Regions from separate parts of the Homo sapiens genome. Here region 1 is linked to region 2. The links are chromatin contacts, found by Hi-C in ENCODE. All regions are on one chromosome and are shown on one strand. Each heading gives the region's core, a stretch centred on a gene start or an enhancer-like site at or near the end of the contact. The rest is flanking DNA. Distances are from core to core; before and after follow the strand shown. Region 1 holds the start of OR10G8 (olfactory receptor family 10 subfamily G member 8). Region 2 holds the start of OR4D5 (olfactory receptor family 4 subfamily D member 5).

The links. A loop is a pair of places that touch in the nucleus more often than their neighbours do.
Region 1: a loop to region 2 is called in a map of endothelial cell of hepatic sinusoid, with 2.4 times the contacts of the local background. The contact joins the promoter of OR10G8 here to the promoter of OR4D5 in region 2. A Hi-C loop is called at or near these places in 2 of 168 maps with a recorded cell type or tissue (endothelial cell of hepatic sinusoid and endothelial cell of umbilical vein).

Annotation. Positions count from the first base shown.
Region 1 is chr11:124,024,752-124,029,532 of GRCh38, reverse strand. It overlaps OR10G8 (olfactory receptor family 10 subfamily G member 8), which reads right to left and starts at 2,735. Exons shown (of 2, transcript NM_001004464.2): 1 at 2,666-2,735.
Region 2 is chr11:123,937,894-123,942,300 of GRCh38, reverse strand. It overlaps OR4D5 (olfactory receptor family 4 subfamily D member 5), which reads right to left and starts at 2,684. Exons shown (of 1, transcript NM_001001965.1): 1 at 1,728-2,684. The coding sequence starts at 2,684. The coding sequence ends at 1,728.

The DNA of each region.
Region 1 (4,781 bases), core at 1,486-3,985, 87 kb before region 2:
GTGGAAACTGCATCAAGCAGGTAGATAATTCTGGAGTTATTGTGGACTTTGCTTGTTAACAAAGCTTCCTTCATAAACTAATGAAGTGATTTCCTAGTCTTTCTCTGTCTCACATACACACACACAGAGACATATGCGGAAGAAATTAGGAGAAACGCATTGTCTTAGATTTTAATAGGTGTATAAATTACCACAAACTTAACTGGCTTAAAACATGCAAATTTATTGTCTCGCCCTCTCTGTGGGTCAGGTCAGCTGGGCCCTCTGTTTAGCTCTCATCAGGTTTTAATCAACATATCACCAAGGCCTGCAATCTCATCTGAGGTTGGGGATCATTCTCCAAGCTTCTTGTGGTTGTTGGCACGATTCGGTTCCTTGCAGTTTTAGGACTCAGGTTCCAGTTTCCTTGCTGTTTGTTGGCAGGACACGTAACTCTCAACTTACTGAGGTCACCCTAGGTCCAAGAAAGTCCTAGCTACTTGGCCTTCTTAAAACACCACAGGTTACTTCTTCAAAACCAACGAGACAGACTCTCTCCAGTTTGCTATGGCAAAGTATTACATAATGTTATGTAATGCAGTCACGGGGGTGATATTCCATCATATTAACAGGTCCCAGGCATACTCAAAGGAAGGTTATTAAATGGAAAGCATATACTAGACAGCAGGAATCTTGAAGGCTACTGCAAATTCTACCTACCACATTCATTTTTGCTTCCTTGCTCATGGGAAAACTTAAAAAAAAACACCAAGAATTTAATTGTTAGTGGCTGGGAATATTTGAAAACTGAACAGTTCAGCTAAATCATTTTCTAGTTTCCTCATATGTTATTTGACATTACTAACATCACCTACCTCACTGAGAAGTTATAAGCATTAAATAAGATGATACATATAAAGTACTAAGTACTGTGCCTGGCAGGTAGTAACTGCTCAATAAATGACAGTGAGTCTTATCACATTATGCCTTGCAGCAGTATTACAGAATTTCCAGTTTTGGTCTTAGGAAGAAAGAGAGTACATATATTCTTTCAGTGTTTTCAGAGAGTCCTTCTGAATCTAAGAGCTAGGTCTTCTTGGACTATTTTGTGCCTGATACTGTTACTGATGTCCTCACTACTGCCTGCTTTCAAAGGGCTTGTCCTTGGTCTCTCAGAGCAGGTAAGAATCTCAGCGCAACTCCATAATGGGATTCCCACGACCTCCCAAATGATCCAGAGAGCATCAAGGTTCATGCATAACTGTCCCCTGCCCCCATTTCTGCTACCCTAGAACACTTCCTATGTGGTTCTGAGAACATGGCATTCATATGTGCTCTCCCAAACACAATCCACTGGGTAGAGGCCAGCTGTCTTTCATACTCCTTCTACCCTAGGTTTCTAAATATATTCTAATATTGGCTTTGTTAGATATCATGTGTTGCCTCCACCATCTTCCTTTACTCCTCATTCTCATAAATCCAGGTAATGAATGATCTCACAAAGAAGACAATTCCATCAAGTCTCTCTCTTAATTAAGACCTAGAATCTGAGACAGGAAAAACGGGACCAATGTAAGAAGAGGGATCTATGCCACCTTGATGTCAAGAGAAGCTGGGATTCTGTATAATGGAAATCAGGGCCAAAATAAGGTTCTTTGCTTAATATTAATATTAATACAAAATATTGTCTTAGTTCAGGAGTCTTACTAATTGTTCAGTGGGCAAATACTATGAAACTTGTTCACCAGTGTGAGAGAAGCCATGATCTCTGCCCTTCAGAAATCCCAGAGAAGATACCTCCAGGGAATGTGGCTTAAGCTAGTTTAAAGAAAGGTTTTTGAAATATGTAAATAAATAGCAGAAAGGAGATTACTGCAATCACCAACATGGATATCAGAACTTTTAAAATAGAACCAAGATACTCTGAAATTTCTACTGCACCAGGAGGAACAATTCCCAGAATAGCTTCATGATCAGATTTGATGAAATGTGAAAATCCTCATCCAGTGAAGTCCAAGGTAGCCTGAGACCTAAAGCAAGAGTCTCAATCCGCAGGGTCAATGTTTGACTTGCATATTAACATACAGAAGTATACATAGCAACTTTGTCTCTATTAGTATCCCATCAATTACTATCTATCTATCTATGTATCTAACTGATTTTATAACAAAGTCTTAACAATTATCGAATATCTTATATCTGAATGGAAGTTTGACATAAAGGAAAGAAGGAAAGCAGGAGAAAATAAGTTAAATCTACATTTCTAAGAACTCATCTTACAGTAGGTGATTCATTTCAATAGTAAAACTCATCTGAGTTTTTGCCCCAATTTGTCACTTTCCACATGCTGTGTACAGGTGCTAAGTTTGCAAGATACCACTCAAAGAACAGATACAGTGTTAAGAAAGAGTGGTCCTTTTCTACTTAAGGACCAAACCAGTTGAAGTGCAGGGAATGGAAATGAATATGGGTAGGAACTTAAGTTGATTTGTGTCTCAGAGGATGGGATTCCTTTTCAGCTTTTAGGTTCCCTTGATGCATACAAAACCAACAGGAAGAGACCAATGAAAGGATCTTCATAAGCATGCACACATTTCCTTAGAGTTTTTTATTTAGCCTCCTGAGATGAGCCCATGCCTTCCTGGAATCAGTATTTGTACCTTAGAGGAAAGAATAACTGACTTACCCTTTTCTCTCACCAGTGGCTGAGAGACACTCACAACTGCTTGCTCTCAACTTAAAATTTTCCATAATCCATAATGGTCCTCACTTTTTGGTGCTCTCCAGCTCAGCATCACTCACTCGTTCACTGTCTATGGTGGTTTTAATCATCCAAATTCCCCAGCTTTTTCTGTTGTTTAGAGTTTCAGGGTGGCTTTTCCCCAGAGATCTACCTACCTAACATAATTATATCCCAATTGTATCAGTAATCATTAGATATTATTGCTGTCATAATTTTCATTGCTTTTACAACATGAATAAACAATTTTGATATTTCATGCATACGTCTCCTTTTGTAAATTGACTTTTTAGAATCTTTATTCATTGCTTTTTTTTGAGGTAATAGTCTTTATCTTACTGACTTATCTGAAGTTTTACAAATTGAAAACATTAATTTGTTTTTTATTGTAAGGTAAAACGTACTTTGAAATTTATCACCACTTAAATACTTTTTAAACTTGCATAGATATTTTTGCTGTTCTAGGAAATTTTATAAACTGATTCCAATATGTTTTCTGATATTGGCATTTTGCTTTAAAGGGATTTTCTTGATCAGGCGCAGTGGCTCATGCCTGTAATCCCAGTACTTTGGGAGCCAAGGCAGGTGGATCGCTTAAGCCCAGGAGTTGGAGACCAGCTTGGGCAACACAGTGAAACCCTGTCTCTACAAAAACTACACAAATTAGCCAAGTATGATGGTGGGTGCATGTAGTCCCAGCTACTCAGGAGGCTGAGGTGGGAGGATCGCTTGAGCCTTGGGAGGCCAAGGTTGCAGTGAGTTGAGGTGACACCACAGCACTCCAGCCTGGACAACAGAGCCAGATCCTGTCAAAAAAATTTTTTTTCTCACATACAAGTTTATCAGTATTCACTTATGTAATATTTAATGTTTTAAGGCCTTTTCCTTCATTTAAATATTTACTTCATCTGAAATTAATTTTATTTTATGCGTGACATAAGGATGTTTTTATTTTCTATATAATTTGGGATTGTAGTTGTAATTACCTCATTAACTGAAATGGTTTTTCTTTAAGGAATTTGGTTTAAGTTCCCAATTATTTTTGTATTCTCTTTTATACTTTGTGTATTAACCTCTAGTTTTATTACATTATCATCAAAGAAAATGAGTGGCAAATTTTCTATTTCAAAATGTAATAACTTTAGTCTCATGTATTATTTTTATGGTTAGCTTCCTCTATTTGTTTATTTTCTTTAAAAATATGTTTTTAATTAATTTTTTCCAAGAGGGTTTTGCACGCCTATAAAATCTCTTACATAAATAAGTGTCATACAGTCCTCCACATTGATATCTCCTATCTACTATAATTGAGTTTTTATGTGTCTAGTATGACATAGGGTCAAGACTAATTTTTTTATTCTGAATACTCAGATACCTTAACATAATTTATTAAAGAAGGTAATCTTGCTTTATTGCTCGGCAGTGTCATCTTTGTCATATGAGTGTGTATCAGTCTATTCCTTTACGCTGTATTCAGTTACAATTTTCTATTTGTCTAGCCCCATATAAATAAGACACTCCTGAGTTACTATAGCTGTGTAATAAGTTCTGATAACTAGTGTTGTCAATCTTTCAGTTAAGTTTTATTTCTTCAAGATAATATTGACCATTTTGGGACTTATTCAATCCAAACTTTAGGATCCACATGTCCATAGCTGCAAAATCAAATGCTGGGATTTTACTTGGAATAGTATTGAATGTATAGATCTAGTTGAATAAAATTGGCCTTTTTAAAATATGAGTCTCCGTGTGTGCAAGTTGTAAACCTACATTCTTTTAGCAAATTTTATATTTATCTGAAAATATTTTATTTCTATTGTCATGGTCTTACACATGTTACTTAAAATTAAATGCAGCTCCAGGTTCTCATCCTCAGCACTATCGACATTTTGGCCATGATAAGCTTTGTTGTGAGGGTCTCTCCTGTGCATTGTGGAATGCTTAACACCCCTGACCTATAGCCAATAGATGCCAGTGCCTGTGAGAAGCAAGAATATTTCCAGACATTGCCAAATGAACCAGGGGACAAAACAGCCCCAAGTGATCTAGATATTTAAGAGAT
Region 2 (4,407 bases), core at 1,435-3,934:
TAAAGGAAGAATGTTAAGACCAGTGAAATATTTGGATAGCCCTAATTCCTAAGTCAAACTCTACTAACAAACTCAAATATGGCAACAAACTGAAATATGGCAACACTCATTTAATCATTCCTTTAAGAAATATTATTAAATCTCTAATATGGCAAGGCTCCAACTAGGGTGAGCCAAGGAAGATGTCTACAGAACAAATTTTAAAGAGACATGCACTTTTAGGGGAGTGTTAGCGCAGGGTCAGGCTGTGTACAAACTCGATAGTAAATGTCTGCTCATTGTTGACATGAGGCCCCTCTGTTGCTGCACCCTCATCTAGGCTGTGGTGCTAGGCTTGGAGAATACAGTATTAAGTAAGCTAAACACGGCCCTTTCTTTTATAGAATTTATAGTATAGTGGGCGATGGCTGACAAAAAATATTAATAAATAAATACATAAATCAGTGTGTAATTGAAATCTGTGATAAATACTTTTGAGTTTTGTTAGAGAAACTAATAAGGACAAATTAATTCGGATTAAAGATCAGTGAACACATCTTTGAGGAAGTGACCTTTAGACCGAGGATTGAGATTGAGCAACAGTTTGCCAGGCAAGGATGAAGAGAAGAGCATCCCAGAGATAGCAAAGAGTATTTGCAAACTCAAGAAGTAAAGAGAAACTGACAGAAGTAAATGCAAACAGAGGGTTAGAAAAGAGTGGAGTTAGAGAAGTGAGATTGGAGAGATGGGTGGAGGCCAGGTCAGACAACATCTTATCTATAATAGTCATGTGGATTTTTTTTTTAAAGGCAATGGAAAGCCTCTGAGTGATTGTAAGGGAGAGAATGATCAAGTCATATTTTAAAAGATGGATCAAATGCCAAGTCTATCTATGATGTCAGTATAACTCACGATGATATAAACTCTATCTGTGATGACATAAACCCACAGATCCTTAGAATCTATAAGACGTTTTAGGTACTGTTGAGCACTTGGGCTCTGATGTTGTATAGACTTGGGTTGAATTCCAGAAAACAAGCTCTGTAGCCTTAAGTAAGTTATTTAATGTCTCTAATTTGTAATGGACTCATGTTTAAAGTAAAGATGATACCTACCTCCTAAGAATTTTGAGAAAATTAAAATAATAAATGTAAATCACCTGGTACAGTGTCTGGAACATAGTAAGTTCTAACTAAATGTTATTAATATGATGATGATGATGACACTGATGGCAACAACAGTGACCCTAGGAAACTATGAGGAAGAAAGTGATTTGCCCAAGGTAATTTCCTTTTTCCTCATTGACGAACAGTCAATCAATCAATCAGTCTCCACTGGGACTCAGGGTCCAATATTTCAAGAGAACCCTTGTCTCAAAGAAATTTAAAAATATTTTAAGCTCTTCCAATGTACTTTGTGTCCAAAAAGTGATATCAGGAAAGAGACACCAGATTTACTAGTTGAAACTTTCTCAGCAAGGCCAACATCATTCTTACGTGGGAAAGTGGCCCCTGAGCCAAACAGTACTTCTACATAGAACTTGATACTTTTTATCTGGGAGGCATTTAGAAGCAGTTCTAAGACACTCATCCCATCTTCTATTGTGGCTAATAGTTCAGGTCACCAGAACCTGATTGAGGTTAAGAACAATGGAGAAGAAGTAGGCATAGATTTTATCTACCTCGAGGGTCCTATCCAGCAGGCTAATACCCTGTAGCATCTTTCAGATTCTCAGGTCACTGCCTCTGCTAATGTAAGGGTCTGTGCTCCAGGGGACCAATAGGGTCCTTTTTCCTCCTCCACAGCTTCTTCATGGCCATGATCACTTCCTTGTTTCTCAGGGTATAGATGGCAGGATTCAGCATGGGGGTGACAATTGTGTATAGCACAGAGACGGCCTTGTCCATGGGGAATGTCCGAAAAGGCCTTGTATAGACGTAGATGCAAGGCACAAAGATTAAGGTCACCACAGCAATGTGAGAGGCACAGGTAGACAGGGCCTTGCTGCGGCCCTCCCGTGAGTGGCTTCGGAGCATGACTAGCAGTGCTGTGTACGATCCCAGAAGCACCAGAAAACACATCAGGGTCACCAGGCCATTGTTAGACACCATTAAAAGCTCTAAGACAAAGGTATCTGTGCAGGCCAATTTGATCAGCTGAGGCACATCACAATAAAAGTTGTCCAGCTTGTCAGGCCCACAGAATGGCAGCTGGATAGTCAATGCAATCTGTACTATGGAGTGGATGAAGCCCCCCACCCAGGAGGCTGCCATAAGGAGTGCACAGACAGTCTGATTCATAATGAGCGTGTAGTGCAGGGGCTGGGAAATGGCAATGTAGCGGTCATACGCCATGACAGTCAGCAGGAAGATCTTGATGCCTCCAATGAAGTGGAAGAAGAAGAGTTGAGTCAGGCATCCACCAAAGGAAATGGTAGGGTTGCCTGAGAGCAAGTCAACCAGCATCCTAGGTGCTGTGATGGAAGAGTAGCAAAAGTCCAGGAAAGAAAGATTGCCCAAGAGAAAATACATGGTTGTGTGCAGGTGTGGGTCGGAGGTCACTATGACCACAATAAGAAGGTTTCCCACTACAGTCATAAAATACACAGCAGAGAAAACAGTGAAGAAAACAAACCGAAGCTCCCAAACCTGAGAGAGCCCCAGTAGAACAAATCCTGCCACCTGGGAATGATTTGCTGGATTCATCTGGTTGGTATGACCTTGTCAATGAACCTGCTAAGAAAAAAGGACATATTATTCAGGGGATCTGCAAAGTTCTCTAAAATAATTCCCTCTGCTTCCTCTGGGAAATTCTTCACTCTTTCATTTTCCATAAGGAGAATGTTGTAAGTGGTTCTGCAGGACACCAAGCATTTGAACATCATATATTGGTGATATCAAACTCCAAAGGCATAAAACTCAGGATAGCACTCATACTATTTCTGGTTTATGAGAATCAGAAGTAATAAGCCCTCAAAAATTGAAAATGGCATGTAGAGAAGAGAGTGTTAAATGGAAAATGAATTTTGATTCTTCCAGTAACTAGTTGTGTAAACAGAAACAATTATCTGCAGTTCTTTAAGCCTCGCTTCCCTTGTCTATGCTATAAAATTAACCAAAATGTCCTCAAAGTCTCCTTTACTTTAATATTTGATACCATATATGGCCTTAATTTAGAAAACCTGATGCATCCCTGCATGCCAGACATTTAGACGAAGCTTCCATGGATTGACAGAGTTCTAATATTTGTCCCAAAACAACAGGAAGTGCAAGTTGTCCATTACAGCCCTGAATAAATATTCAGTTGCCTTCTGATATAGCTCTATCTTGGATATACATTTTCAGGCCTAGCAGGATACTGAAGCCATGGGTAAGGGAGCAGAATAGAAATCACCGGGGCCGGGCGCGGTGGCTCACGCCTATAATCCCAGCAGTTTGGGAGGCCGAGGTGGACGCATCACCTGAAGTCAGGAGTCCGAGACCAGCCTGGCCAACATGGAGAAACCCTGTCTCTAATAAAACTACAAAAATTACCTGGCATGATGGCGGGCACCGGTAATCCCAGCTACTCAAAAACTCAGAAATTGAAAAATGGGATGAGCAGCAGGCCGAGGCAGGAGAATGGCGTGAACCTTGGGGGTGGATACCGCCGTGAGCTGAGATCACGCCACTGCACTCCAGCCTGGGAGATGGAGTGAGACTCTGTCAAAAAAAAAAAAAAAAAAAGAAAAGAAAAGAAAAAGAAAAGAAAAGAAATCACTGCCCCCTGCACTTTAAAAGGGTAGTGAAGAACTACTAGTCTCTCTAAAATTAGATAAGAAAACGTGATAGAAAAAGCTTCCTGTCTGGTGGCTCTGGGAAACCCAGAGAAACTATAGTCCCGGAGGAAACATAGGAGAAGGCAACAAGAATATTAAATCACTTCCGAATCGTTTGAATGTCAATATTAATTTCAGAGACATTACCCAAAGAATAATTTTTATTCATAGGGGAAGCAGCAAGAGGAAGCTATAAATATTAATTAAAATTTTAAAACCACCATCTAAAAACGCAGAGCTACCTTGGAAACCTTCAAAATAAAAGGGGTGTTTTCATACACTTAAGTACTTTAAAACATACTCAGAAAGATGACTAAACAAACTCTAGAATAAAAGCCTTCATGTTGCTGAATAGAACCGTGAAGTGTCATTTCAATTTAACTTAATATTAAGTATGGATTTCAATTATATTTTCTTTCCTTTGTCCATTCATTCAGTAAGCATTTATTCAGCACCTTCTACTTACTAGGCACTGTGCTAAATACTAAGGGGTTAAAGAGTAAGCTACAATGATTTAATACATCTCTAAGTGTGTAACACTCTGCATAGGAGTGTTCCAACACCTGCCCATCTATTAGGTTTCATCAAAACATATTGATATGGTTTGGCTC